5 separate regions of the Homo sapiens genome follow, and all the other regions are linked to region 5. The links are chromatin contacts, found by Hi-C or POLR2A ChIA-PET in ENCODE. All regions are on one chromosome and are shown on one strand. The core of a region is the stretch at or near the end of the contact, and the rest is flanking DNA. Distances in the headings are between cores, read along the strand shown.

The links. Hi-C counts contacts between places; a loop is a spot of excess contacts on that map. ChIA-PET counts read pairs that join two places held with the same protein, here RNA polymerase II (POLR2A). Pooled maps may share reads with other maps.
Region 1: a loop to region 5 is called in a map of vagina, with 2.4 times the contacts of the local background. The contact joins two enhancer-like sites. A Hi-C loop is called at or near these places in 1 of 168 maps with a recorded cell type or tissue (vagina) and 2 of 50 pooled maps. POLR2A ChIA-PET finds 5 or more read pairs at or near these places in 2 of 52 experiments (activated CD4-positive, alpha-beta T cell and activated naive CD4-positive, alpha-beta T cell).
Region 2: a loop to region 5 is called in a pooled map, with 4 times the contacts of the local background. The contact joins two enhancer-like sites. A Hi-C loop is called at or near these places in 1 of 168 maps with a recorded cell type or tissue (head of caudate nucleus) and 4 of 50 pooled maps. POLR2A ChIA-PET finds 5 or more read pairs at or near these places in 2 of 52 experiments (OCI-LY7 and T-cell).
Region 3: a loop to region 5 is called in a map with no recorded cell type, with 3 times the contacts of the local background. The contact joins two enhancer-like sites. A Hi-C loop is called at or near these places in 1 of 168 maps with a recorded cell type or tissue (GM12878), 18 of 37 single-sample maps with no recorded cell type and 9 of 50 pooled maps. POLR2A ChIA-PET finds 5 or more read pairs at or near these places in 2 of 52 experiments (AG04449 and GM12878).
Region 4: a loop to region 5 is called in a map with no recorded cell type, with 4 times the contacts of the local background. The contact joins two enhancer-like sites. A Hi-C loop is called at or near these places in 1 of 168 maps with a recorded cell type or tissue (dorsolateral prefrontal cortex), 1 of 37 single-sample maps with no recorded cell type and 3 of 50 pooled maps. POLR2A ChIA-PET finds 5 or more read pairs at or near these places in 3 of 52 experiments (Panc1, T-cell and activated CD4-positive, alpha-beta T cell).

Annotation. Positions count from the first base shown.
Region 1 is chr10:31,674,191-31,679,721 of GRCh38, reverse strand. No RefSeq gene overlaps it. Among named protein-coding and RNA genes, the nearest start is that of MACORIS, 30 kb to the left of the region's middle. RefSeq lists an enhancer at 1,812-2,363. Within about 2 kb of position 1,365, at least 6 of the 41 ENCODE cell types and tissues checked have a DNase peak (open chromatin) inside an H3K27ac peak, as active enhancers do.
Region 2 is chr10:31,742,545-31,748,132 of GRCh38, reverse strand. No RefSeq gene overlaps it. Among named protein-coding and RNA genes, the nearest start is that of MACORIS, 38 kb to the right of the region's middle. Within about 2 kb of position 2,397, at least 5 of the 41 ENCODE cell types and tissues checked have a DNase peak (open chromatin) inside an H3K27ac peak, as active enhancers do.
Region 3 is chr10:31,397,829-31,403,504 of GRCh38, reverse strand. All of the region lies in intron 1 of ZEB1 (zinc finger E-box binding homeobox 1), which reads right to left. Among named protein-coding and RNA genes, the nearest start is that of ZEB1, 81 kb to the right of the region's middle. Within about 2 kb of position 3,689, at least 7 of the 41 ENCODE cell types and tissues checked have a DNase peak (open chromatin) inside an H3K27ac peak, as active enhancers do.
Region 4 is chr10:31,578,557-31,584,821 of GRCh38, reverse strand. No RefSeq gene overlaps it. Among named protein-coding and RNA genes, the nearest start is that of MACORIS, 130 kb to the left of the region's middle. RefSeq lists an enhancer at 1-391. Within about 2 kb of position 1,866, at least 8 of the 41 ENCODE cell types and tissues checked have a DNase peak (open chromatin) inside an H3K27ac peak, as active enhancers do.
Region 5 is chr10:30,782,413-30,787,826 of GRCh38, reverse strand. No RefSeq gene overlaps it. Among named protein-coding and RNA genes, the nearest start is that of LINC02644, 62 kb to the right of the region's middle. RefSeq lists a silencer at 2,385-2,694 and an enhancer at 4,181-4,681. Within about 2 kb of position 2,671, at least 32 of the 41 ENCODE cell types and tissues checked have a DNase peak (open chromatin) inside an H3K27ac peak, as active enhancers do.

The DNA.
Region 1 (5,531 bases), core at 116-2,615, 890 kb before region 5:
GCTTAAGTCTAAAATAGCAGGGCATGATTGCAGGATGCATGCAAACAGTCTCTGTGTCTGTCTGTCTCTCTTTCAGTCTGTCTCTGTCTCTGTCTCTGTGTCTGTCTCTATTTCTCTTTCTCTCACCTACGCACATACACGCCACTCTCTCCCTCTGAATTAATCAATTGCCATTGATCTGTCTCAGGCCTGGGGTCCCAGTTACAGCCCCCCTGAGGTATGGACTCAAAAGATGAGAGAAAGAAAGAAAAGAGGCTTTCTTTGGGGAAGAAAGATGGGAGCTAAGAGGGGAGTAAGGCCTGCAAATATCCAGGATCATTGTTCAGAATATGTCTCGACAGTTTTATAGAAACAACCCAGACAGCTCTGGGGCCGGCAATTTCCACCAAGGGAAAGAAGAAGCCCTTGATCTCCATAAATCTCCCCGAGAGTAAGGTGTGTGCATCGCACGCGATAGAAAAATACTGTCACACACGATAGAGGGAGAAAAGATGCAAGCCAATGGAAGTGACATTTTTCCCTGGAGGTAAATGTTAGCTGGGAGGGTGACTGTTCCCCGCCTCTAAGAAAAGGAAATAGCAGGTTTACATGTGCCTGCATCCCCCAGCGCTCCCCACCTCTTCAACTCCTCATTTCCGCCTGCAAGAAAGGAGAGGATTGCTTTCCTCTTTAGAAACAGCCATTGGAAACTAGGGAAATAGCAAATTGGGCATTATGCCCATCATTTCCAAGAAAATCAGCAGGCGCTGGAGAACCCAGTCTTTCCTCCCAGGCCTACTTTTCTGGAGGAATGGGGAAAGAAGGGAAGCCAAGGAGACCAGGCTGACATTTCCAAACAGAAAGGGCATGTCCCTGGCCCTTAGGGAGCGAGAACTGGGACGCCAAGGGGCCACGTTGGGAACCAGGTTGCACAGTGACACGACATTGCATGTGTGCACTCAGAAAGACGACACACTCACCACGCTGTAATGACTAATAAAAACAACCCGTCAGAAATATGTCTCCACTTTCCTTTGCGCCAGGTAATGAATTAAAGATGACAAGGGAAAAACAAACTTCAGTGGCGTGCCTTCTTTCTAAGCATTAGAAAAGCTTCAGTCAAATTGTGCTGCACTGGAAATTCCTCTTCCCAATCAAGCCTGCAACTCTAAAGTGGATCAGAACCTTCCAGGGCTCAGACCCAACTCACAAACATGTGCCCACCTGGGCCTGGGGTCTGGCAACCCTCGTCACCGTGCCCCAGACAGAACGCCAGGTTTGACCCCTTGTAAGCAGTCTGACAGCTCACGAATGGAAAAGGGACAGGTCTAATTTAAAATGTGTTACCGCCCCTGTGCCCAGGCTGGGAGGGACAGAGAACTGAAGGGTGGGCACTGGGCCAGGGAGGCTCGGGAAATGATATGCTGCCTGCCAGGTAGCAGGCTCGGCTCAGCGTTTCCCAGGAGCTTGTTGTGCTGGCTTTATTTACAGCCTGAATATTGGGTGTGGTGCCGAGTTCCCTTTGAAGATGGCTGTGTCCGTCAGATCAGTATCCGAGGTCTGGAACTGCAGATTGGGGGTGAGGATGAGCGCTCTCCACCAACCCCTAGATTTGCTGTGTCACTGAGGAGGGCTTGGAGCGGACCCTTATCCCCACTCAGCTTCTACCTCGGCCTCCAGCAGAGCTGTCTGGTTTGTATGCCCCACCCTGACTTGTTTGTCATGCAGTTGTGTTTGAAGAAATCGTCCTCCGTTGAGGATGCTGTTGGCCTGCTCACTGCTGGCTGCCTGCTGGGATTTCACAGTCCTTGCCCCTCCTCCAGCCAGACCTGTGACTTTGCTATGCCGGGCTCTGGTCACAGTGGCCACCTCTCCGGTCAGGGTGTATACCTTCAATTTGTTCTGGAAAAAGTCCCCATAGGCACCCTGGGCATGTGTGGGAAACCCAAGAATGCCAGGGTATGTCTCAGAGCTCAGCTCAGCCATTGCTCCCATTCAGGGAGACTTGTGGAGGCCCTTTCTTTGTGTCCAGTGGAAGATACCAAAGGCCTGTGTGAGGAAGGGGGTCACCCAGCCGGGACAAACCATTTCATCGCATCTTTCCTGAGGGGTTAGACCAGGCAGGACAAAGCCGTGGGTCTCGAGCACATTCCTTGTCCTGCGCATTCTAACCACAGAGGCCTCAGCAAAGACAGGGTCTGAGACTCTCTTCAATGAGCTCCTGCAGAGCTATTATCTGTGGGCTGACGGCTCCTGAGCACTTGGCCTGTGTAATTGTCTGAGGCAGTGCCTGGGGTGGGGCGTCTGCTACAGAACCCAAACTGGGAACTGTGCAGACCACGGCCTCCACAGGCTAAAGTGGCTCCCACCTGCTCCAAGACCAAAGCCACAGTTGGTATCATTCCTTATAAATAGCACACATCCAGTCCAAATGCTAAATTAAATTAGACTTAAAATAGTGACACAGTCGACACCTGGTTCACTGCAAATGGTAACTAATAGCACCCACGTTAGTAAATACTCATTTTCTATGGCAGGGCTCCTTCTTTCCAAAGTTCTCCCACTTGACCTGAACCCAAAGCTGTTTTTTGTGTGTGTGTGTGTGTGTGTGTGCATGCATGTGTGTATTGGTGTATACTAAGGGGCAGGTCTTTGTGGAGAACTTTGACAAATATTGGCAATGAGTCGCCCTCCCCATCTGATGCATGTGTGAATGAAAGTGCTCTCCACTGAAAAGATAGAGCAGCAGGAAAGCTAACTTCTAGTTCCTCCTTGCTTCCACCCCTCAGTCCAGTTTTCATTTGTCCCTTTCTCTTGGTGTTCACAGGGGCAACTTGCTCTAATTCCTGACCCCATCACTAGAACCAGAAGTCCCAACACTCAGGTCTTGATTTCAGCCCAACCTGCTTCAGCCTCAGACTGTGGCTGAAAACATTCTCCTCATTTTGCTGTGTGAGGACCCTCAGCCACAGCTGGATAGCAGAGTCTGAGTATGTGAGCATATGTGTTTGGGTTTTCAACAGACATTGATTAAGTATTGACTAAGTGTCAGACAGTGTATTCTGTGTTGGGGAGACAAGGGGCACAGCCATGGTTCCTGCTCTTGGGGCATCATCCTTCAACAGAAGAGGTGAAGGTCATCCTTTTTTATTTATTTGTTAGTTTATTCATTCACCCACTTACTTAAGATTTATTAAGGGCCTTTCATGTGCCAGAGACTATACAAAGACACTACAAATCCAAAATTAAATGACAGTCACTACCCCACTGAAGCTTGCGGCCCATGGGCAGCATTTGATAAACCAATGCACACAGCACAGAGTATGCCACATATCATAGCTGTAATATGCGTGGTTTACAGTAGAAAATCCGAGGAGGGTCATCTACAGCAGAGAGCTTCACTTCAGTTTTCTGGAGATGTTGCTGGAGTTGAGTTTTCAAGAGCACTGTGGTAGATTAAAGATGGTACCAGAGTGTTTGCTTTCCCCACTCACTGAAACCTAGCTTAACTCTTCTGCCCTTGAATCTAGGTTGGGCTTAGTAACCTTCTTAATTGGTAGAGAGTTCAAGAACTATTTTTCTAGAACTACCAAGGCTAGGTAAGAAGACTTGCAGCATCTACTTCCTGGCTCTTGGAATCAGGACTATCCTGGAGAGGTGACATGTAGGTGCTCCAGTTGGCAGTCCTGGCTGGGCTTGGCCTTCTAGTCATTCCAAGGCAACAGACATGTGAAAGAAGTTATTTTGGACCCTCCACACCAGCCCACCTGCTAGCTGAATAACACCAAGTGACCTCTGTTTATACCATGAGGAAAAGAAGAATCACCCAGCTGAGCCCTGCCAAAATTTCTGATCTATAAAATATAATAAGTGTTAGGCTTTGAGACCTGCATAGTGGTGGGACAGACATACCCCTGTGATCATATTCATGCTAATGGGTGCAAGGAGGGTATGTAGTTTGTCCTCCTGGTTACAGGGCATAGCATAGCCTGCTGCTGGTCTCTGAAATCATTTACTCCTAGAGGAAGTTTCTCTTTAGCAAGATAAATCATCAGCCTTCCTCCTCCCACCACACACACACTTCCTAAATTACTGCTCCCCACTCCACAATTAGGCATTCTTGTGTTCACTGATTCATTCTTTGATTTGTTTAAAATATAATGATTTGATATATATTCATTACACTAGCAACACTTATTCACCACTTATCAGGCCCTGGGTTCAACACTTACATGAATTATGTCACTTAATCCTCATGACATCCCATGAGGTAGTTAGTACAGCTAGTTCTGCTATGGTACTCATTTTAAAAATGAAGATTTGTTCAATACAATTGACATACTAGGAAACAATTTAATCATATGCAAATGTTGCATTTGCTTATGTATAATTTTGTCTACACACACACAACTAAGTGATCACAGAAGATTGCATCCAGCTGAACAGAACTGGATAGGGATACAAAAAATGCACATATGTACATGCCTTAAACATCTATCAGCTGCCTCAGTTACCATGTACCCAGAGGTGCATTCATTCACATCCAATGTTACCTCTTTGCATCCAATTTTAGATTATCCTCCTTCCAGTACTTCATAATAACTCACAAGCTGCAACTTACCTGATGCCACTTCCACAAGCAAACTTTAGCTCTTGTTCAAGGTAAAGCACCATACTTATTTGCGGTAGTTATGTATTTAACCAGTTAACATGTGTAAAACAGTATGCTATGGACTGAATGTCTGTGTCCCTGCTGCCGACCCATAAAGTCATATGTTGAAACTTTAATCCCAAATGTGATGTATTTGGAGATGGGCTTTTGGGAGTTAATGGGGGCTTAGGTCATGAGGGTGGAGCTGTTATGAGGCGATGAGCATTCTTATAAGAAAAGACACAAGAGAGCTTGCTTCTTCTCCCTGCTCTCTGCAATATGAGGACACAACAAGAAGATGGCTTTCTGCAAACCAGGAACCAAATTGGCTGCAACTTAATCTTGGACTTCCCAGCCTCCAGAACTGTGAGAAATAAATGTCTGTTGTTTAAGCCCCCCAGTCTATGGTATTTTTGTTATACCAGCTCAAACTGACTAAAACACAAATACTACCATTTTTATTAGGTGCCTGTTATTTTATGTGTCACTAACCAAGGTTTTGGGTTTCATACCCTAACCCCATTTAGGAATGCATGTGTTACACTGTAGCAAAACTGACTGTAAAGTTATCTTCATTTTATAGATGAGGAAATTGGGACTTAGAAAAGGCTGGCTCAAGCTGGTAAGTGTGGGATCAAAGCTCAAATTTCTGGTTGAGAAACTAGAATCAGCCTAGCCCTGCTTCCCCTCACCCCGGCTCTGAACTACTGCACTGTATTGCTTCTCAGCATGCAGGCAGAAAGATAAAGTGGAGAAGGAACGGGGCCCTGAGCCACGAGAAAACTGATTCCTCAGTTCCTGAGCATTGAAACTCTGGCTTCCCTCTTACAGTCTCAGCCTCCTTTCCTCCCCAGACCCCTCAACTGGGTGCCCTGGCCCCAATGCCCACCTGGTAGAACAC
Region 2 (5,588 bases), core at 1,148-3,647, 960 kb before region 5:
GGCTGAGGCAGGAGAATTGCTTGAACCTGGGATGCAGAGGTTGCAGTGAGCCGGGATCGCGCCAGCCTGGGCAACAAAAGCGAAACTCCGTTTCAAAAAAAAAAAAAAAAAAAAGGGATGTTAAGCAAAACGACCCATTATTCTAATCAGGGTTTGAGTTGCTACATTGTATCAGAGAAGAACTACTTTCCAATCTCTGTAAGTCACACAAGTATACTTTGTTATAGTCCAGTTATCAGCTCACTTTGTTTCTTTGCTTCTAACAACACTAACTTGATATTTCATATTGAGGTTGTGGTCAGCCAGGGCCCCTGAATTTTTGTTTTTGTTTTCTGTTTTCTATGCCAGTGCCTGACTATCAAGTATCTTGATATTAGTATGGGCTCCCTGCCATTTCATTTAGAACTTTGTAATTGAGGCATAATAAACATGTATATAAGATAACACGTAATTATACAACTTGATACGTTTTCACAAGAAGAAAATGTCTGTGTAACCACCATTCAGATTAAGCAACTTTATATTATCAACAGCCCAGAAGCCCCTCTGCTGTCCTCCTTTACCATCCTTGCCCCACCCTGAGGAGGTTAACCACTATCCCGATTGCTAACACCATAGATTAATTTTGCATATTTTTCTTCTTTAAAATAATTCAATCACATAGTGTGTACTATTTAGTGTCTGGTTCATTCACATTGCCATTCATTTCTACTTTCTTTTCTTATACTTAGCCTTTTCATAAGCAGGCCTAGAAGGATCTAGGGGTCTGAGAACCAAGGTGTTTCAACTCCAGACCCATCTGTTTTGACTATGGCTAAGTAGCACAGTACCTATGACATGCCAGATCTCTGAATTAGAATTTTACTTGAACCATTTACTGGTTATGTTGTTCCTTTCACCCTTTGAAATCAACTACCTCCATCCTAGGTCAATTCATATTCTTATATCAGGGTAACCTTAGAAGAGTGTGTGTGTGTGTGTGTGTGTGTGTGTGTGTGTGTGTCACTGCTTTAGCCCCATGGGAAATTATTTCTGCTATTATGAGGGAAATGATTGTTGAGAGTTGTGGTTATGTTAGGGAAGTCTTTATTTCAGGTGTTCAATTCAGCATTTAATTCCTAGTTGTCGTTGCTGCCAATACGTTATAGGAGTGGCAGGTCTCAGAGGCAGGGGAATTATGTGTGTGCAATGCCTCAGAGCAGTGTTTCCTGACCTTTTCCGTAAGTGCCACGGTAAAACATGATCATATTTATATGGCAAACTGGCATAAGTGGAAGAGATATTTTTGTAGTAGTAGCTGATAACACATAAGACAATGTTCTACAGCTACTCAAATCTTTATATTTATGTATTTACTTATAGATAAATATTATATGTAACATAATAGAAGTATATTATATGTAACATATATATGTATATTATATATACATATACATATAATATTATATGTAACATAATAGAAGTGTATTCAAATATATTTGCAAATATAGTTAACAGATATTTGTATTTAAGGAATGCAAGCTTTTTCTTTTCTTTGTGTCATATGCAATGTTGGACTTTTGTGTGCATGCCTACATGAATAGAATTTCAAATCCAAACTAATTTATTTTGCATCAATTATTTCAGAATAAAGAAGTTCTCGTTTTCAGAATACACACACATTGTTAGAGCGGTGCTTCAGCAACTATCTTGGATGTCACCAAAGGGGCACATCACTCAAAATCACAACAGAAATCTCCCATCTGTGTGAAGACAGAGGTAGAGCTGGGCCTGCCAGAAGCCCCTGCCTGCTCCTGACTGGTCTTTGGGCTGTGGGCCATGCTCCCTGGGCACGTGGAACACAAGGTCCTCTAGCTGCTTGTGGGCTTCTTGTCCATGTACAGCAGCTGCAGACTTTGTGGCTGGCTGCTGAAGCCCATGGCCAGGTGGCGGAGGCAGAGCAACAGGTGGGGGCGGCTGCACATGGTGCGTGCCGCCTGCAGGACCCTGGACCATGCCTGCAGACCCCATGCTCCCTGGCTGCCCTCCCAGGAGCATTAAGTGAGGCTCCCCCAGCTGCTCGAGGCCCTGCTCAGCTGCCCTGAAGGATGAGGGGATCATCTTGCATGGCATGCCTGCAACTCATTTGCAGCTTTCTAGTTTGCTCACCATTCAAAACTTTGCTCCTAAGATGCTTTAGTGACTGAGACCAAATGCTCTAGAACCTTCCATGAAGCAAGCTCATATGTGCGCCAGTTGAGACTAGGAGAGCTTTGTTGGATGACTTCCTGATTATCTAGTCAGAAGGCTGATGAAAAGGTGTCTGTATGAGTGTGGGGCTAAAGACATTTACACAGGATGCAGAAAGGTGACTCAGAGATCCAGGAAATATGAATCAGGCCTGCTGAGAACCCGTGAGGATTGGCAGTAGTCTGAGAGAAGAGTTTCATTCTAAATTCAGCTGGACCACGTCAGGCTGTATCAGAGAGGTTTGTCATAGGCAATTCAAATACAGCAACTGAGAAGAGTTTTTAAAACATTTAATTCTGTTTTTTAGAGACAAGGTCTTGCTCTGTTGCTCAGGCTGGAGTGCAGTGGTGTGATCATAGCTCATTGCACCCCTCAAACTCCTGGACTCAAGAGATCCTCCTGCCTCAGCCTCCCAAGTAGCTGGGACTCCAGGTGTGTACCACCATGCCCAGCTAATTTTTAAGTTTTTTGGTAGAGAAGGGGTCTTGCTGCATTGCCCAGGCTGGTCTTGAACTCCTTACCTCAAGTGATCCATCTAGCTCGGCCTCCCAAAGTGCTGGGATTACAGGCATGAACCACCATGCCTGGCCCAGCAGAGTTTAATAAAGAAATTATTGACAAGAGTTTACAGAGTTAAGAAAAGTCAAAAATAGTTAAGGAAACACCACAGGAGGAGGGAGCCATTATTCCCTCTAGGCTTGAAGAGAAGGAGCAAGGGGAGGGAGCAGGTATCAGAACCTGGGGAAAGAAACCCTGTGAGGTGGGAGCTGTAATCTTTGGTACAGTGTTGAGGCCACTGGCAACCTCCAATCCAGTGGGAAGGAGCAGGTGGAAAAAATGCTACAACTCACTCTCCTCCTGCCTCCAGTCTCCTGCCAGTGCCTTCCTCTGGCTAAACCCACGTAGCTGCTGAAGACCATGGCACCCATTGGTGCAGTCCACAAAGGCCTGCCTGTGGGACATAGAGTAGAGAGTGGAAAAAAGAGACACCCTGCACTTCACCATCCACAGAATGATGGCAGGTCGCTAACATCATGCTCTCATCTCAAATCTAAAGTGTTAGCCATGATGCTCTTCATGGGAGGTTTTGGGGTGAAAGTGAAGAAAGAACATCAAGTAATTAACATAGAAGCTGCTACATGCTATACCTGCTTCTGAGGCCCAAGTTAGTAATAGTGGCTTCGTCCCCTTACTGCCTATTACCTATTTTCCTATTCTCTGATAGTGCCTCAACCGAGCTGGGTTCGTTATCTTTATTCCTTCACGATCAGCATCCTTGGTGGTCCTGTTGTTATTGGGTTGCCTCGATTTTCCACTGAACAGTGAATTAAGAGAATACTAAGCACTGGCCTGTAAATTCCTGGACTCTGCATAAAGTCTTCCCTGCCCTCATTGTATAGTGAGTGGCAAGCAAATTCCTCCTTTGTAATCATATCAGATACCTTGGCCAGCAGTGCGAGCCCCATTTCTGCCTGTTGGATCAGTAGAAAGAGAGCCTGAAATGGTTAGAAGGCAGTCTCAGCTTCCCATTTAACAGAACCTTGGTTGTGTTCCCTTGTTCTTCCCTTGTGCACAAAGACCTGCAAACCCACTGAGCTCAAGTTTGCAAGGATCAGAAGCAAACACCTCCTAAGAGGATGCAACAGGTTTGGTGTAGTGGCTTATGCCTGTAATCCCAGCACTTTGGGAGGCTGAGGCAGGAGAATCACTTGATGCCAGGAGTTTGAGACCAGCCAGGGCAATGTGGCAAGACCTCCCATCTCTACAAAACATACAGAAAATTAGTCGGGTGTGGTGGTGTGTGCCTATAGTCCCAGGTACCTGGGAGGCTGAGGTGGGAGGATCACCTGGGCCTGGGAAGTTGAGGTTGCAGTGAGCTGTGATCGTGCCACTGCACCACTGCATTCCAGTCTGGGTGACACAGTGAGACTCTGTCTCAAAAAATAAAAAATAAAAATAAACCCTGTGCTGCACCTTTTTTTTTAATCTTAAGATGAGTTTTCTGATCACAGGCAATGTGATCTATAGTGATGAATAGGGCATTCTATAGGGACAGTGTTGGTAGAGTGTTATGAACAGGGAAACCAAAAACATGTAGAATATAGATCTATTCATATAAGGACCCATCACTGCCATACCATGTTGGATGGGATTTACTATTAGCAATCTGCCACCAGATTGATGGTGACTTCAGCTCAGCGAATAATACAGACCAACCCTGACTTAGGATGGTTCAACTTACTGACTTTTACAATGGTGCAAAAGTGACACACATTCAGTAGGATCTGTACTTCAATTTTTGAATTTTGATCTTTTCCTGGGCTAGCAATATGTGGTACAATACTCTCTTGTGATGTTGGGCAGAGGCAGCAGCAGCAGCTCCTGGTCAGCCAGGTGATCACAAGGGTCAACAACCAACACTCTACAGTGCCCTGTGTGGCCAGATGACTTTGCCCAATGACAAGCCAATGTAAGTGTTCTGAGCATGGTTAAGGTGGGCTAGCCTATACTATGATGTTTGGTAGGTTAGGTGTATTAAACACATTTTCAACTTAAGATATTTTCAACTTGCAATGGGCATATGGGGACACAACCAGGTCGTATGTCTAGGAGCATTGATGCCATATGGGGAACTCAGCACTGACTTCTGTTATTGGCTGCACATTGTTAAGACAATCACAGTCTTCATCCCAGAGAAGAGGTGGAACAAGCCACCTCGTACATGGTCTCAATGATTAAGTCCAGGGATGCCCTCTGGTAGGCACTCATGTAGGACACAAATGTCTTCACAATCTGTGTCTAGATAGTGAAGTCTACCCAGACACCCTTCCCCAGAACTCCTTGTCACCAATATTCCAGTCTTGTTCTTCAGTCCTTGACCAGTTGGCCATCCCATTAGCGTCTGCTCATGATTCTGTGTAAATCTGTACTCCAGACCATTTCTCATTCCATTTGAAGTGAATAATCTGATATCCTTCCCAGAATGCTGCCTACTGGGATGATTTTCCTTCACTACTCGCTTTCACAGCCACAGCTGAATAGGAATACAGTGACACTGGCCATCTGCTCCTGGCTGATGCTGTGTGTCTTTAAACTGGGCCTGGGGTTTCTCTTCATTAATTAGTCATAGGGGATTCCTACAAAGCCGAAAATATAAGTTGTGAGAGAGGCAAGTAGGTAATAGGGGCAGGTTCCAAGAGTCTGAGCTATCTGCTTGAATTAGGTTTTCCAAGAAATGAAAGCAACAGGACATGCATATATACAGAAGGATCTATTGTAAGGAATTGGCTCACTCAATTGTGAAGGCTTGGTGAGTCCAAAATGTGATGGTGGTAGGTCAGCGGACTCAGGAAAAGGTT
Region 3 (5,676 bases), core at 2,440-4,939, 610 kb before region 5:
TTTAAAATAATTCTTTAGTTTTGTCAGATGTTTTAATCTGCCAGAAAACTGAATATTAGAGAACCCATCATTACATACATGCACACGAGATTCTGATTACAAGAGGAGAATGTAGGTTAAGTGTTTAATACAGGTAAGAATTTGAAAAAGTTTTAACCAAGTCCTCATACTGCAACAATAACTATTACCTGGTAACTGATAAAGGTTACTCTTTATTAAGTATCAGGTTGTATACTCAGTTCTTTACAAACATTGTCTCTAATCCTCACAACAATTCTGAAACTTAGTATTACTATTTCCATTTTACACAGAAAGAAATAAAATCATCCTCCAAAATAAAGCTTTTCATTTCTGTTTACCTAAGGTTACACAGCTAGTAGAGTAATAAAACTAATATTTGAATTCAAGCTAATTCCAAAGCCTGCACCTTTTCTATGGTAAGCCTCTCCTAGATTATATTTACTATATACATATACTTCTATAACATTATTATATTTGTACTGAATTTCTTTCCAAATAATTTATTGGGATTTCTAACAGCTAATAACAAATAGAGCCCCAAAAGATTGTATTAAGAAAAATTGCAGAATGCTTTTTCCAAGTTTGGCTTTATACATCCAATTCTCCTTGCTCCCAATTTTGATCTGCAAGAAGCTTCCTTTGGCAGAAAAAAGATAAAGTGAGATGGCAGTTGTGGCACTTCCGGTGTCAAGTCAAGCATTTCAGGAGTCAGGAAAGTTTAATCTCCAACAGACTCAAGACTGAGCACTTTATCCTTGTTTCATTATAAACCAAAGTCTTCATAAAAGGTCACTAGACAGCAATCATGAAGAAACAGTAATAAAGTTCAAATAAAAAAAAAACACACAGCAATTGTTTCAAAGCTGGAAGAAACTTCAGCAGTCACTAGTAGTTCAATACTTATTTTACAGGTGAGAAAACTGAAAGCCAGAGAAGTATACTATTGTCCAGGGCCCCACCAGTAATTAATCAAAAATTTTCTTAATGCTCAATCAGGGGCTGTGTCCACTCAGTCAGGCTTCCTTTCAAACTAAACTCATCATTTCAGGAATACCTTCTCCTCCCACTCATACAGCTCTTCTTCCTGATCATCAATTTTTTTTTTCTAGGATCGCTATTCTTTAGCCACTCAGGATAATACTTTGGAGTAATCTTAGACAAACATTTATTTTACATCTTCTTTATCATTTAATCAGAAGGCAAATAGTACTGCTAACAAAACCCTTACATTTATACTTTCTTTTCTGTTCTTATTGGATGGTAACCATACCATCTCCAACCTACACTTTTCCTATGTCCTCCTCCTTGGCCTTTCTTCCTTATCTGGTCTTTCATCTTTCCTGTTAACAACAACAACAACAACAACAACAACAGCAACAACAACAACAACAAAATACTGACTTTTGGTTGCCTTCTGGAAGTTGAAACTTTAATCTGGTATTCAAGGTACTGCTCTACCTAGGTACAAACTCCCTTTGCAGGTTTTAGGGTTTTTTTTTTCTTCTTCTGTTTTCTCTAACCTCTATTCTGGCTTCAGTCATTCTTGGAAGAAACCTGTCCTCCATTTTTTCTTGTCTCTGTGCAATTAACCAAGCTTTATTATTATTTTAAAATAACATCTCCACTGCCTATTATGGTTGGAGTTATATCTGTAAGACTGCACCAAACTGTATTCTAAAGGCATCTGGTTAAAAATATATCAGAAAAATTACCATATAAAAGCTTAAAAACCTAGCACGATGTTAAAATTGCAGTAAAATTGATGGGATAACAAATTAGTGGAGTCTCTTCTGCCATAACACTTATTTTGAAAATGCAAATTTGTTTCAGTGCAGTTGGTTTATTAGAGAACTACATGAGCATAAAGAGAATGTCACCTTTGCTTATGCATGATTTTATCTGCGAGAAACACTAAGTGAACACAGAAAATTGCTGCCAGCTTAACTAAGTCACATAAGAATAAACAAAAAGCACACCTGCACACATCTCAAGTTACCAGCCACTTCAGTTCACCGTGCTTCTGTTACGAGCCACACCCATCACATGCAATGTTACAACTTTCCTTCTGATTTCAGATAATCCTCCTTCTACCACTTCACATTAACTTGGAGATCACAATTCCATACCTACTTCCACAAGCAAACATCAGGGTTTGTTCAAGGTAAAAAGTGTCACTTGTATAATAGTAATTATGTATTTCTTAACCATTTAACATATGTAAAACTGTGCTGCACTTGTTATTAGTTTTCTGTCTTTTTAAAAATGTGTCACTGACAAAATTATTGTGGGCTGTACTCCAACCCCATTTTCCTCATAAGCCCTATGATTTTTATTGCCCAATCTAATTCTGGGTAATTAGCTAAAGGAAATAATTTAGGCAAATGCAAGAAGTTATATGCACAAATATATCACCTACCATATTATTAATAACAGTAAAACAAAACAGCCTTAAGATGTCCAACAGGAAGAAAACAATTTATTAATAATGATACATCAGCAAGATGGTCTATTATTAGTCATTTAAAAAGACTATAATGAAACATGAAGAAATGTATGTCATAATTGAGAAAATTTGGATTATGACTCTATTTAAATCAGTTATGCATATAGTCAAGAAAAAATAATTATGAAATTTGAAACTAATTATTTGGTAGCTTTATGTATTTAAAAATTATTTTAAAAAGCAGTTACTTTAACAAAAGCTATGTTGGTAGGCTGAATTAGTATTTGTTCCATGCTTTTTGAAGATGAAAACTTATAAGACACAGAACAAGGATCCTGAAAAGTTCAGTCTCTGTACTGCCTTTGAAACTCTTCTGGAAATTTAAATTATTTTATAAGTTTTTTTGTAAAAAAATTCCTACTGTACTAAATGACTACTTTTAATGATAAAAGATTCTTTTAAAAAGTATTCACATCATAGCATACTCAAATAGTAATCATATTTAAGTTCAAATAATATTTTTTTTTAGTATTCCACACTTTAAAAATAGAATAAATGGTCAAAGCTAAGGATCTGTGCAAAAAAGAAAGTTCTACATATATAATGATACCAATGTATACAGTCATATTTCTAATACCTTTAGCTCCATGCATGTCATTTACTGGAATATTTGAATGCTTATTCAATGATCCCAGGAGCTCTCAAAAATCCCTGAACTATGTTAAAATTTTGTGTTGGCTATTTTTAAATTCCACTTATTTATTAATTCATCAATATTAACTAAGTGTATAACGTGGGCCAAACACTATATTTCTATGTGCTGAGGACAGACCAGTGAACAAAGGAAACAAAAAGCCTTTATATTCTAGTGGAGGAAGGCAAAAAATAAATGAAAAAAGTAGGTAAAATATATGGGATGGTAGATGGTAACAGGTCTTCAAGAAAAGAAACATAAAGCAGGAAGGAGAATTGGGGTGAAGTAGGGGAAATCTGCAATTTTAGATCAAGTGGCTAAAGAAAGCTTCATTAAATTGACATTTAAGTACAAATCTCAAGTAATGAGAGATTGATCCCTGTAGATATACAGGGAAAGAGTATTACAGAGAACAACCAGTGCAAAGGCTCTAAAGCAAGAACTTGCCTGGCATGTTCTAAGAACAGCAAAGAAGCCAGTGTGGATGACTAGAGCAAAGTGGGTGTGAGCAGGCAGGAGTGGTTGGCAGTGGCTGTCTGGGAATGACAGCCCAGAGCACAGAGCCTGGTAGGCTATTTTAAGAACTTTAGTTTTTATTCTGGTTGAGATGAAAAGTCAATGGAGGATTTTCATCAAAAGAGTGACATAATATGGCTTATATTTAAATATAACTACTTTACCTGCTATATTAAGAATGGACTGAAGTTAAGTCAACAGGAAAAAACAGGAAGACCAATTACAGGAGGCTTTTTGCATCAATACAGGTAAGAGATGAAGGTGATTTGGATCAGGGTTGTAGGAGTAGAGATGGTAAGCAATAACTGAATCTCAGAAATATTTTTGGGACAGAAGCAAGATAATATTTTGGTAACAGAAATGTGAAGAATTATCATATGTGGAATGAAAGGAGGACAGGCATCCTTGGTGACACCAAGGCTGATTAAAAGACAGCAGGTGCTGTTACTCAGATGGGAAAAACTGCCGGAGGAGGTTTTGGTGGGGGAAAGATGAGGAATTCAGTTTACTATATTACATTCTAAGAAGACTACAGGGGCCAGGCACGGAGGCTCACATCTGTAATCCCAGCACTTTGGGAGGCCGTGGCAGGCAGATCACCTGAGGTCAGGAGTTCAAAACCAGCCGGGCCGACATGGTGAAACCCCATTTCTACTAAAATTACAAAAATTAGCCAGGTGTGCTGGCACACGCCTGTAATCCCCGCTACATGGGAGGCTGAGGCAGGAGAATCGCTTGAACCCCGGAGGAGGAGGTCACAGTGAGCTGAGATCATGCCATTGCACTCACTCCAGCTTGGGAGACAGAGCAAAACTCCATATCAAAAAAAAAAAAAAAAAGACTAAAGGACTTCTGATCATTAGCAAATGGATGATCATATAAAGCCATGGTACTATATGAAGTCACTAAGGGAGTGAACATGCAGTTTTAAAGGCCTCAAAATTCCAAATGTTGGAGCATTCCCAATTTGGAGATGGGGAGGCAAGAAGAAATCAGCAAGAGATTGAAAAAGCAGCAGCCAGAGGGGTAGGAGAAAAAAAAACAGGACAGTGTAGTATAGTATCTAAAAGGCCAAACAAGGAGTGTTAAACACCGTTGCCAGGTCAAATAAGAGGAAGACTGAGATGACCATCTGATTGGCAGCATGGCAGTCATTAAGAAGTACAATTCTGGTGAAATGGCAGGGGTTATAGGAACTGAATTCAGACAGCACAGGCAACTACATACTTCAGAGATATAGGCTTTACATGAAAGACATGGGGTAGTAACTAAAGGAGAACTGGGAGTAAGATTTTTTTTAAGATGGGGGAAAAAACTCAACATTATTTGTATGTTGGTGGAAAAGATCCAGTAGTGAAGGAAAAATAATGATGCAGAGAGAGAAGGCAGAATTGCCCCAATTTTTTGAGACTCACTAATTATGACATATCCCCCATTAAAAATAATTTCAATATTTATCCAAAATTTAGAATCATAGTATCTCATACAATAATATTAATAAAATATAATACAAAGAAGCCAATATATATAATGGTTCTAAAAATAAGTATAAATGTTGAATAAACCAATGAATAGTATAATTTTTAAGAGCTGCCCTTCCCAACTCATTAACAGGTACAAATGTTTTCTTTTGCCTTCTTTGCCTTAAGTGGTGTCTTCTAAAACAAAGATTATATTTTAATATTTTTCTTGATCTGAATTGTGGTTGCTGTGTAATATATCCATGAAAAACAAAATCTACTTTCATATTCACATAGTTCTTTGAAGTAGATTACTAAGTCCACACTTTGTTCATACACTTTCAAATCCAGACTTTAGAAAGCGAAACTATTAGCTGAATATTCAGTATAGAAAACAGGTTATCTTATTCAGTCAACTTTGCTAAAATTATATAAATATACTCCCAACTTCAAAAATAATATCTATCCACAAGCATTGTATCTGCTTGTAGAATAACACATGCATCTAGGAGAACTTAAAAACTGTACTTTAAACCACGGAT
Region 4 (6,265 bases), core at 617-3,116, 800 kb before region 5:
GCCTAAATGCACAGCTCCCCATTGTTCAGGCAGGGAAACCGAGGCTCAGGTTGCTGCAGGCCTCTCCCAAGTTCACTGGGGAACGTTGGGGCAGAGTCTGGAGCCTCGGACCCCCATTCCCAATGCCATCGCTGGCGGTCTTGCAACTGGCCGGCATCAGCGGGCTTTTTAGCTTGGGTTGGCCTCTGCTTTTTCCAGTTTGCAGCCTGGGGAAGGTGACAGGGTGGTCACACAGGCTTGTCGTGTGTGGCTGTGCACAGGTGGGGGCAGGGATAGAGCAGAGTGGCCTCACAGGGGTGAGGTCTGCAGGAGCAGGAGGCCACAGCTGGGGGTGTGGCGGCAGGAAGTCAGGGAGGCTCCATCCTGCTCCTCCTCTTCCTCCTCGGTCTTCTCAGCTTGTTGGGCATGCCCAGCAGACGGGCAGCTTCTGGTGATAAAGATTAAGCACCTCCCAGCTGGTCAAGGCAGGGAGGGAGTGGGCATTTCCTGACCGTGTTATTCCCGCCCCCCGCCCCAGCCTTATCTCTGCTTTGATTAGGGGTGGAGAACTGAAACCCTCCAGCCAATGAATGACGGCAGGTTTGAGCAATGAGCTTGGAACTGACTGGCTCCCCATCCTGGCTTCCCCTCCACTGCTGGGCGTGTTCTGTTGCTCCTTCACATCAACACAGGGCTCATCCCCACCTGTGGGATGCGGGAGCTGTGTGGGAAGGTCGGGGGCGGGGGGCTTGTTCCCCGACTCTCCCAGCAAGCAAAGGAGAGGACACTGGGGCAGGCTGGCTAGTTCTTTGCATGGCGTCGTGTTTTGATGTTGGGGTATTGGCGTGGGGTGGAATATTCCACTGCCCAGGTTTCCACCTCCTGGAAGGATGCACCGCCACTACCCATCCCCCACAAACCCTCTCTTCCCACCACATGCATACGATTGCATCTGGGGCAGTAAGCTGACCATTGCCCAAGCAATTTTACCGACAGCGAACAGAGAAAATAACCCACACAGTTGGAGAGAGAAGGGCATTTTCTTACAGCTCTAAAGATTCTGGGCATCTCGTGTCTTTCAGTGAAATAACTGCTGTCGTTGTCCACAGACAAATCAGTTATTAACTCGGAATAACTCCAATTTAGGAAGCTGCCTTCCTCACTTGGATCTGTTGGCTCTGTCACTATGGTGACTGGGAAGGTTCTCAGCTTTTTGCAGCCCGGGTGTGGAGGTGAGCGCAACCCACCCTGCAGAGCCAGGACAGGGAGCGAGCGAGCCCCAGCACAGGCCCTGCATCTCACCTTTTTATCAGCAAGTGGCTCTTCCTGCGAGGGGACACCTCATTCCTATCCACCTCCCCCTTGTTACTCAGGAGCTTATATTTAGCTGCTGTTTTGCTCACATTTGGGGAAATGCTGACTTCATGCTCTTCAGGGTGGAGACAGAGGCCAAAAGCTGTTGGATGTTTTGCCCGGCAACTCAGAAAGCTGTTGCATCCCAGGATATTTCTGAATTTAGAAAAGGAAACAAAATCCTCCAGGATAGCCCTGGACTGTTCTAGGGCAAGAGCAGCAGCTAGCTTGTCCTTTTGGATAATCAGATTATGAGCCCCCTGAGGGGCAGCGACTGTGTTCACTTAGTTACTGAATCCCCAGCACCTATGCAGGGCGTGGCTCAGAGACAGTGCTAGATAAATTTTACTGGGCAAATGCAGAGAGACCCTGGGCTCACAGAGAGGCCATGGGCCAGGAATGACTGCACCCAGGAACCCACTGCCTTTTGTGGTAGGGGACCCAAAGGTGACTGCAGCTCAGGCAGGAGGACCTGAGTGGCATTGCCTCAGCCCCTGGGGCAGTGGCTGCATGTTTGTCCCATGGCTTCTCAGGGCTGAGTCATGCTGTACAAGGAAGCTATAGGTTATACCAGGTGACAGGAGCAGGGAAGGCTGCACCCAGGGAAGGCCAGTGTACTCTGGGGCAGTGGGTGGGAGCCCTGAACCCTAGATGCTCTCTGGGGCTCTTTATTTCTGTCCTGCCTGCTCTGCTCCAGCAATTTAAATCCACCAGCCCTAGCAATAGTTGCCAAGATAAACAAACAGTAGAGGAAGCCTGGATCGCAGCTCCCTCCCTTTTGGGGGTGGCCCTGAGGGAGATGTTGGGCTCCACAGAATGCTCTCTCAGGGATGAGTGGAGATGAGGGGTGCCCATGGTGAACTCTTGGGATTGCTGCACGCCAAGGAGATGGGCACAGCCATTTGTTATCTGTAATTAAATTGAGCTAATTTCATTCCGGGGCACACAGCTGGCGAATGAGGGTGCTCAAAAAATGTGATTATCTTATGCCATTTTGTGTAAATGTCATCGTGGTGCAGCTGGAACGGGAATGGACGGGCATTTTTGAGATGTTCCTGGTCCCCTAACTAGGTTGTGTTCTCTTCCTTCAGCATTAAAGTCAATCTCACGTCAAGCCTCTAAGAGCTGATGTAGATGAAATACTGCATTTATGTAATCATTCCACGGACAGACGGGAAAGAGCTTTTTCCAGATAAATCTAAGAACTGAGTGAGGGAGGCAGACAGATGAGGGTCCCTGGCAGTCGCCACTCACAAACCAGCAACAGCCATTCATCTTTCTGGGCTTACCCCAGAGGGGAAATGACTTGAGAGAAACGAAGAAAAAAAACCCAGGCAGCCTAGTTCCCCTTTTAGTCACTGTCCTCCAGTGGCTCTGTGAAAGTAGACAGCCCTCAGGGTCAGGGCTGGAAAAAGAGTCAGAGAACAACAACAACAAAAACGCCCACACAATTATTTTCAAGAGGTGGGTTTGAGACATACACCAAACTTAGGAAGCTCTCTGTGAAAGGTCAAAATCTGACACACTCAGTCAACTCTTTCAAAGACTTACAAGGGGAGAGGCACATACCAATAAAAAGAGGCCAGCAAGGTGACTCGCAACTATAATCCCAGCACTTTCGGAGGCCAAGGCGGGAAGATCATTTGAGACCAGGAGTTTGAGATCTGCCTGAACAATATAAGACCCCGTCTCTACAAAAAATAAAATTAGCCAGGCGTGGTGGTGCATGCCTGTAGTCCCAGCTATTTGGGAGGCTGGGGTGAGAAGATTGCTTAAGGTCAGAAGTTTGAGGTTGCAGTGAGCTATGATTGAACTACTGCACTGCAATCCGGGCAGCATAGTGAGACCTCATTCCTACAAAAATATTTTTTGGCTGAGCGCGGTGGCTCACGCCTGTAATCCCAGCACTTTGGGAGGCCGAGGCGGGCGGATCACCTGAGGTAGGGAGTTTGAGACCAGCCTTACCAACATGGAGAAACCCTGTCTCTACTAAAAATACAAAAAATTAGCTGGGCATGGTGGTGCATGCCTGTAATCCCAGCTACTCAGGAGGCTGAGGCAGGAGAATTGCTTGAACCCGGGAGGCAGAGGTTGCGGTGAGCTGAGATCGCACCATTGCACTCCTGCCTGGGCAATAAGAGCGAAACTCTGTCTCAAAAAAAAAAAATTTTAAATTAGCCAGGTATGGGGGTGCACACCTGCAATCCCAGCTACTCAGGAGGCTGACACCGGAGGACTGCTTGAGCCCAGTAGTTTGAGGTTACAGTGAGCTATGATCTTGCCACTGCTCTCCAACCTGGGCAACAGAGCAAGACATCTAAGATATCATAGTCTACAAAAAACAAAAAAATTAGCCAGGCATGGTGGGGCATGCTTATAGTCCCAGCTACTCAGGAGTCTGAGGTGGGAGGATCCTTTGAGCCCAGGAGTTTGAGGCTGCAGTGAGCTATGATTGCACCAATGCACTCCAGCCTGGATGACAGAGCGAGGCTCTTCTCAGAAACAAGCAAACTGAACAACAACAACAAAAACAAGAGGGACAGCCTCTCTCCAGTGGGCTAAGAACTTTCTGGGCCTTGCAGCCCTCAGCGCTGGCTGTAGGATACAGGCAGGCATCCACACCCTCACTTCCTTCCCTTGCTCAACCCTGCCCTTGGCCTCCAGCCCTCTCAGAAGTCTTTCCCATCTCTGCCTGAAAGAGCTCACTGACTTTTCTTTTCACTGGGGGCATAGCTATAGTGGATGCTGGGGCCTCCCTCGGGACCAGCAGCGTTTGCCTGGATTGGGCTCCTGAATTAGTCCATTCTCACGCTGCTAATAAAGACATACCCAAGACTGGGTAATTCATTAAAGGAAAGAGGTTTAATGGACTCACGGTTCCACATGGCTGGGGAGGCCTCACAATCATGGCGAAAGATGAAGGAAGAGCAAAGGGATGTCTTACATGGCAGCAGTCAAGAGAGATTGAGAGCCAAAAGAAAAGGGAAACCCCTTATAAGAACATCAGAACTCCTGAGACTTATTCACTACCACAAGAATCACCCCCATGTTTAATTATCTCCCACTGGGTCTCTCCCACAACACATGGGAATTATGGGAGCTACAGTTCAAGTTGAGATTTGGATGGGGACACAACCAAACCATATCAGCTCCCTAGAAGAACAGCCTGACTGGAGTGATCGATGGCCGTGCCACTCTTCCCAACCATCAGACCATGGCCGTGGCCTCCTCAGTGGCTCTCTCTCTCGGTTTCGCTGCCCTCCAGCTCTCCATACAGCTGCTTCCCCTCTGTGCCAGGGATTCTGGAAGGTTCCCTTTGTGATTGTCTTGCTGTGAGAGATGAACAAAGCCAAGTGTCCAACATGTTTGTGCACCATGAGCCTAGATGCACTTTCATGAAACCCTGGTGACCTTGCAGTCCTCTGCACCTCTGGCCCACTGAATGTGTTGGTCTCTGGGATTTCTGCAGTTTGCTGCACTGGAAAGGCCCATTATAGATTCAGATTTTAGGAGTGAAGGAGCCCAGCTTCCAGAAGAGGTGTCTCAGATACTAAGGACCACACATGTCATTTTTGCAATGTGCTTGAATTTCTCTATGGTGTGCAATTCATGTGACCACATCAGCTCTGTGTGCTTGTGTCCTTGGGAAGACTACTTGTCCCCATCCACCTCTTTCCTACCCTATACTGCCCCAGCCTGTGCTCAGCCCACACCCGTTCTGCCAAGTCACCAAGTCGCTGGCCCCTCTGCCTCTGGAGTTCACAGAAACATATGGTTTGGGATTGGAAGGGACCTCAGAAAGTAGTTTATGTTTCTGTCATGCTACATAGTTGCTTTCCTATATGTTTTCTCATTTCATCATAAATATGGTCATCCATCCCACTGAGACCACAGACAAAGACACCAAGATCTGGGGAGGTTAAGTGGTTTTGTGAAGGCCACAGCTGACTCCATGCCTTCCTTGGTGTTTCAAATCCCAATGGCTCCTCATTCTTTCCTCCTTCGACTGGCCCCAACCTCTGGTGTCAGTTAAGTTTCATGCATCAAACCTCAGTTCAGCCTTGGCCATCCTAGTGGATGGGACTGCTGGGGACACTGTAAGTCTTGAAGCTCCAGTGGCTTGGACAGGGGTGTTATCAGCAGACGCTAGTTCTCCTGAGCCCCATCCTGGCTGGAAAGTCTTCAGGGCTTTGTTTAGATTCCCCATCATGGTGATTCTGGGCAGGGCTGGCCCAAACACAGATGTTCTAAAGTCCTCCTTCATTGCGGGTCATCCATAATGAGCTGGAAACCCTCTGAAGCACAAGTGAAGCCCCTGCCACAAGCCTAAGCTGTGACTGATGACTCATCAGGTGATTTTATTTAAAATCCCCAGCAGACCTTTTTTGCCATGTGCCTGATGGCAGAGATACCGGAGCTCTTACAGAGCCTCTGACAAAAACAAGCACTGGGGCCAGCTGATGGGGATGTCACCCTTGAACATTTTACAAACACAATGAAGTGCCCGGGGCCATGATGCTAAATCAGAATCTGAGGGAAGAGGATGTGTCTTGGGATTCTCCCTTCTGGGTCTTCATAGACCCAAGATTGGAGAAAGGCTCCTTGTTCCTCCAAGCCAGGTCATGACAGATGACCTGCTCCCTGTGGCTTGATATGGGTTAAGTTCAACCCTAGCAAGTCATCTTAGCCATCTCCCTGCCTTCCAGGGGGTGCACATACATCTTTGTAGGCAAGGGAGAGTCTGACCTATTTTTAAAGACCTTTTTGATGAAGAGGCCCTTTCATCTGAGGACACAGATGAAAGACGCTGGTTTGTGACACTGCTTCCTGGCACTGTTTAGAGCTGGCAGTGCAGAGGAGGACACAGTGATGAGGCCCCACTTGGGTGTGTTGTACCCTAAGAGGGCACAGGATGGAGCAGCCATCCTGGAGG
Region 5 (5,414 bases), core at 1,422-3,921:
TGGCTGCCCATGACTCTGTGAGCTTGCTCTGATCTCCCAAGAGAATGGCTCAGGGCTCACCAGTCCCATTTTGTCCCCGTTGTCAGGCACACACAGAGCTGAACTGCCTTTCCCAGCCTTCCTTGCCCTTAGGCGTGGCCACACGACTGAGTCCCAACTAATGGAGCGTGGAGAGAAGCGACAGACATCCATGCCTGGTCCCTAAAGCCTCTCACAATCACCCACACTCTTATCGCCTAGCAAGGCGCAGAGGATCCGCTGGGAGATGACAAGAGCCCTGGAGCCATGAGAAGACAGGAGCCTGGGCTCTTGGATCACTAGCCTGCATGGCGACATGAACAAGGAATAAACCTCTTATTGTCTTAAGCCACTCTGAGTTTGCAGTTGTTGTAGGGTTAGCGCATCTTGACTAGTACACTGAAATCCGTTTTCTGATGGACTAGCTAAAGCAGATTTCCTTTTTTTAGGATTAAGAACTCTGAGTATTTCACTTCCCGACTCGGTCTAATGTGTTGATTTGGTAGTTGCATCTGCAGGTAGGCCATGGTTCCCCCAGAATGGGCGGCACAGGGCTTGCCTTAGACCTCTCATCTTAGTGCAGGATGGAGGGGACCCAGCAGGAGCCCTAGTGTGGCAATCCCATCACCATAGGCAGGCCCAGCCACAGAAGTGTCTCTGATGGAGAGTGGGCTCTCTGTCTGCTTCTCTGGTCATGGTGGGCCTCTGACTTCATCCCTGGCTCCCTGCTAAGAAGTACAGGGAGGTCAGGTATGTTCTTCCTGGTGCCCCTGAATTCTGCACTGGGAATTCTGTCCCCTCCTCTTTCTTATTAGGTGAAGCCATGGTCAGGTGTGGTGGCTTACACTTGTAATCCCAGCATTTTGGGAGGCCAAGGTGGGAGGATCGCTTGAGGACAGGCATTCAAGACCAGCCTGGACAACACAGCGAGACCCCACTGCTAAAAGAATTGTTTTAAATTAGCCATGTGTGGTTAGTGCCCAACTGTAGCCCCAGCTACTCAGGAGGCTGAGGCTGGAGAATCACTTGAGCTCAGAAGTTTGAGGCTGCAGTGAGCTCTGATCACATTACTGCACTCCAGCCTGGCAACAATGTAAGACCTCATCTCCACAAAAAATGAAAATAAAAAATAGCTGAATGTGGTGGCACGCATCTGTAGTCCCAGCTACTCTGCAGGCTGAGGCTGCAGGATCCCTTGAGCCCAGGAGTTTGAGGCTGTGGATTGCACTACTGCACTCCAGCCTGGGCGACAGAGTGAGAGCCCATCTCTGAAAAGAAACAAAAGAAATAAAAAAGGTGAAGCCAACTCTGGGTCAGGAGCCCAGAGAGCTATCTGTCTCTGAAAGAAATTACCTTGCACCCACTTGAAATCAGGCTTGAGTTCATGCAGAAGATGCTCTTAGCCATTTCTGGCCAGCTCACCCCTGATTCATCCCCTACCCACAGGGCAGTCCCATGGTGGCAGTGAGTACCATGTGGCTGGCCCTCTGCTCTCAATTGGCTGGACCAGAGCTGGGCATGTGATCTAAGCTGGGCCAGCCCCATATTTTGTGCCTGAATTCTGGAGATGCAGTTTCAGGCTGGGCTCCCCTGTTGAATAGAGCAGATGTAAACTGAATTTTGTGCCTGAATTCTGGAGATGCAGTTTCAGGCTGGACTCCCCTGTTGAATAGAGCAGATGTAAACTGATAAACAGTGGCAGGACCATCTTCTGTCCTATGTGGACTGAGAAACAGGCCTTGAGGCAGTCAGTCGGCCAATAAAAACAAAGCAGCAGGAATATAGAAGAAAAGGTGAAAGAAGGAGGAAGAACTTTCTGAGCCTGGAGGTATCTCAGGCCCATGGGTCCATGAGCAAAGTCTCTATCCACAAAACAGAATTTTCTAGTTTGCTTAAACTAGTTCAAGTCCGTTTGTAAAATCTAAAATGTAAGGACCTTGATGGATACAGGAAGAAGTAGAAAAGGTTACCCTACAAGTTGCCACCCCTTGGGAACCTCAGAACCTGCTGGCTCCTGCAGAACTGGGAAACCTAAAAATTCTCATGCAGAGCTGGGGAAATAAGGCCGCAGGAGAGACCTCTTGGGACGTTTCACTAAGTGGAAAGGAGTTTCTCCAGCCTAACAGCCTCTTGTCATCTCAGAGCAAACGCAAAGAGCCCAGAGAGGTGGAGTGACTTCCCCGCGCGCCCCCACAGTCCATTGGCTTGGGGCTATAACCTAGGTCCCAGGGCCGCCCATCTGCAAGGCTGCCTGAAACCCCAAGCATGAACTCTCACTTGGAATTAGCATCCCTTTCCCACATTCGGCCCCTGGGAGCAGCGGCCAGGAGGGAGCTATCGGGAGAAGTAAGCTCGAGTTGCTAGGATGGCGACAAATGACGCAGCTAATTCTCCTCGCCTGACTGGTCCCCGCGCCCTGGGACCCCGTGTCCCCGCGCACAAGTGCGTGCTCGGGAGTCCGGCCCAGGAGCAGCTGCGGAGGCCGGGCGGCCCTGGGAAGATGCCTGGCGGGTTGTCGGGGGAGGGAGGAGAGGGTACTGGGCTCGGGGCCCCCACTCACCCACCCCTGCACCGCGGGGGGCGGCGCTGGGCGGCCCGGGGAGGGCCAGCCCCGCCGAGCCTTTCAGAGTTAATTAGCCTTCATGAATATGGATGCCACCGCCGATTGAAGACGGTTGAGAGGTCGTAACCTGACCTCGGCGAGGCGTGCATAAAGAAAAGCCTACTTTTCTCAGCTTGGCTCCTAATTGAAAGCCCGAGTGGTCGGGCGCAGCGCGGAGGGTGTGATCGCGCGCCCCGCTCCCTGCGCGCTCTGGGGACGGTGGCGGGGGCGCCCGGGCGAGCTCGGGGACCCGCAGGTGTGTGCGGGCGGCCCAGCGCAGCTTCGCCGCGGCGGGATCCGAAGTGGGGATTTATTCTGAAAGCTTTCCTTTTCCATGATGGTTTTCATTTCCTGTAATTTAGAGCTGGAAGCATTTATGGAATATCACATGGTTTTCGTTTACACAGGAAATCAGCTGCAGTTGTGAGAAGATACTGACTTACTTTTTTTTGTTTTTGAAATCCTCCTCCCCACATCCAAAAAAAAAAAAAAAAAAGAAAAATTTTTGAAAAGACGAGCTGGCAGCATGTTTTGAAATAGTTCTCCTTTTTGATCCAACCTCACTGTTCTCCAAAGGGGACTGCAGTTTATTTCTGACACGTGGTAATCACTTTATGTGAAGAAACCCCAGCATCGAGAGATGCTTTTGGTTTTTTTCAGAGCAAAGCGGGGAGCTCAGAGGGGGTGGGGGCAGGCGGGGGGAGAGGGGGGCGCTCACAGCTGCGCCCCAGCTTCCTTTCTGGGATGGGAACGATTTCTAAAGGATCTTAGGGAAAGGAGCCTGCGAACCAGGCCGCCTTTGGAGCTGAACTCCCTCCCTCCCCGAGAAAGACAGCACTTACTGCCCCAGTTAACCTGCTGGGATCACTGCTTAAAACCTTAGAGTCGTAGCGCCGTCCCCCAACCCAGGAATCACAGTATAAGTCTCTTCTTAACCCAGCCCCACCCCATCACCCCAGAAATCATCAGAGAACCGCAGGGTTTTATCACAGAGATTGAGGCCGAGGTGGAAGAATTTGCAATTTGTTTTTTTCATCTATGCCCCCTGGTTGCCACTGAGTTGAAGTCAGCACTCTCTTCTCTCTTTGCTGGGGATGGTTCTAACCACTTCCCACCCTCCACCCCCAGTTCGGAGGCCAACTAGACCGCCGTGGGCAATAGCACCACCGTGTGGCCAGCCTCCCTCTCCAAGCCCCTTCCCCTGCCTTTTCTGGGATCCTCCCGGGCGGTAGCGTGGATTTAGTGGGGCTGGGATGGTCTCTGCCCACTTTCTTCTCCTCCCTGCAATGAGGTTAACACACAGGGCACCAGACGCTCTCCCTTCATGCCATCTACTAAGTAAGACATTCTGCAATGACGGATCCGTTTCTTTGATTCAAGGCTTAGCTCCCAATTAAACAGAAGATACCCTTGAAGAGATAAAATTTAGGCACCGATTTTAGGGTGAAACAGTGTATTATTGTTTCCCAAGGATTGAGTGGGCTCCTAGAGAAAGGAAGGAGGCCCAGCCTGAGACCCAGAGGGACAGGAACCAGCGCTGTGGCCATCCTTCAAGCCCGGGCCCTAGTCATTCATTTGGTGGGACTGGGAGGAGGTAGGGTGGTGGCTCTGGGAGGTGGGTAGTGACAGAGTCCTGTACACATTTCAGGGGTGTGGAGGGAGCCTTCTGAGAATGTCCAGACCTCATGGGGCCTCTAGGACCCAGGTGGCCCTCGATGGTCACTGTGTCCCCAGCAGTTGAGACCCATTTGACAGAGTCTCAGGCAGCTGCACCGTGACCATCTTCTGCTCCTCTCCCCAAGTCGATAAAACCAACAGCCATCTGTGTGAACATAAGCCCCGTGTTTTTATGGGCTGTCTACTGGCTGCTGCAGACAAGCCAGGATGGAGGCTTACGGCCGCAGCTCTCTCAGCCTCCAAATATGAAACTGTGTAATCCGACTCATTCTCTGAAACCAAATATTTGCAGGGACAGCCAGCAGCCACCTGGCTACCACATCTTTTGACCATGCAGGTCATTGGTGCTGTGAAAACGCCACCTGGGGATTTTTCTCAGCTTCTGAGGGGTCCGCAGGCAAACCTCCCCTCCACGACACAGGGCAGCCCACCCTGGCCTCTCCTGCTGCCCCCCAATTGGGGTGTGCAGATGAAATCTCAGTCGGGCCTGTGAGCGGAATGAAAGAAACTCTGTTCATTTCTGCAGGGGCTCTGGTGTCTGTCTGAGGCCCTGGTTTCCTCCCAGGAAACTGCACTTACCTTCTGTTGCTTATTACCTAATTGATGAACTATTTGAGTCTGCATGGTGCTACTTTGAGCTTCCTTAGCTTGGCCACTAGCTGAGCATTAAGGAAGTTGTGGAGAGCAGTACCTTCATGCCCCGCGCAATGATTTGGTACATTTCCAGAACGATCTTCTCCTTGTCAGGCTTCCCTCCCTCCTGCTCAGCAGCCCTTATTTTTTCTCCTCTCTCTTTCTCTGGAAATGTGGAGTTTATTGGTCTCTGCAGGGGGGAAATGATCAAAAACGTAATTATTATAAGCTGCAACCCCTGGCCAGCTGTTTGGGTTTCAGGGTGGTTCCCAGTGAGTCACTAGGGCACACCCTCTCTCTGCCTGGCTCCTCTGGGTCCCCCTGGCTTGGCCATCTGGAAAATGGGAGGATTTTTTAAGGGAGGAGGACGTTTGGGGAAGAAAACAGGCGCCTGGGAGCCTCTCTCTCTCTCTCTCTGTCTCTGTCTCTCTCGCTCTCTCTCTTTCCTAACCCCACAAACTTCTGAGAAGCCCCATGTTCCTGG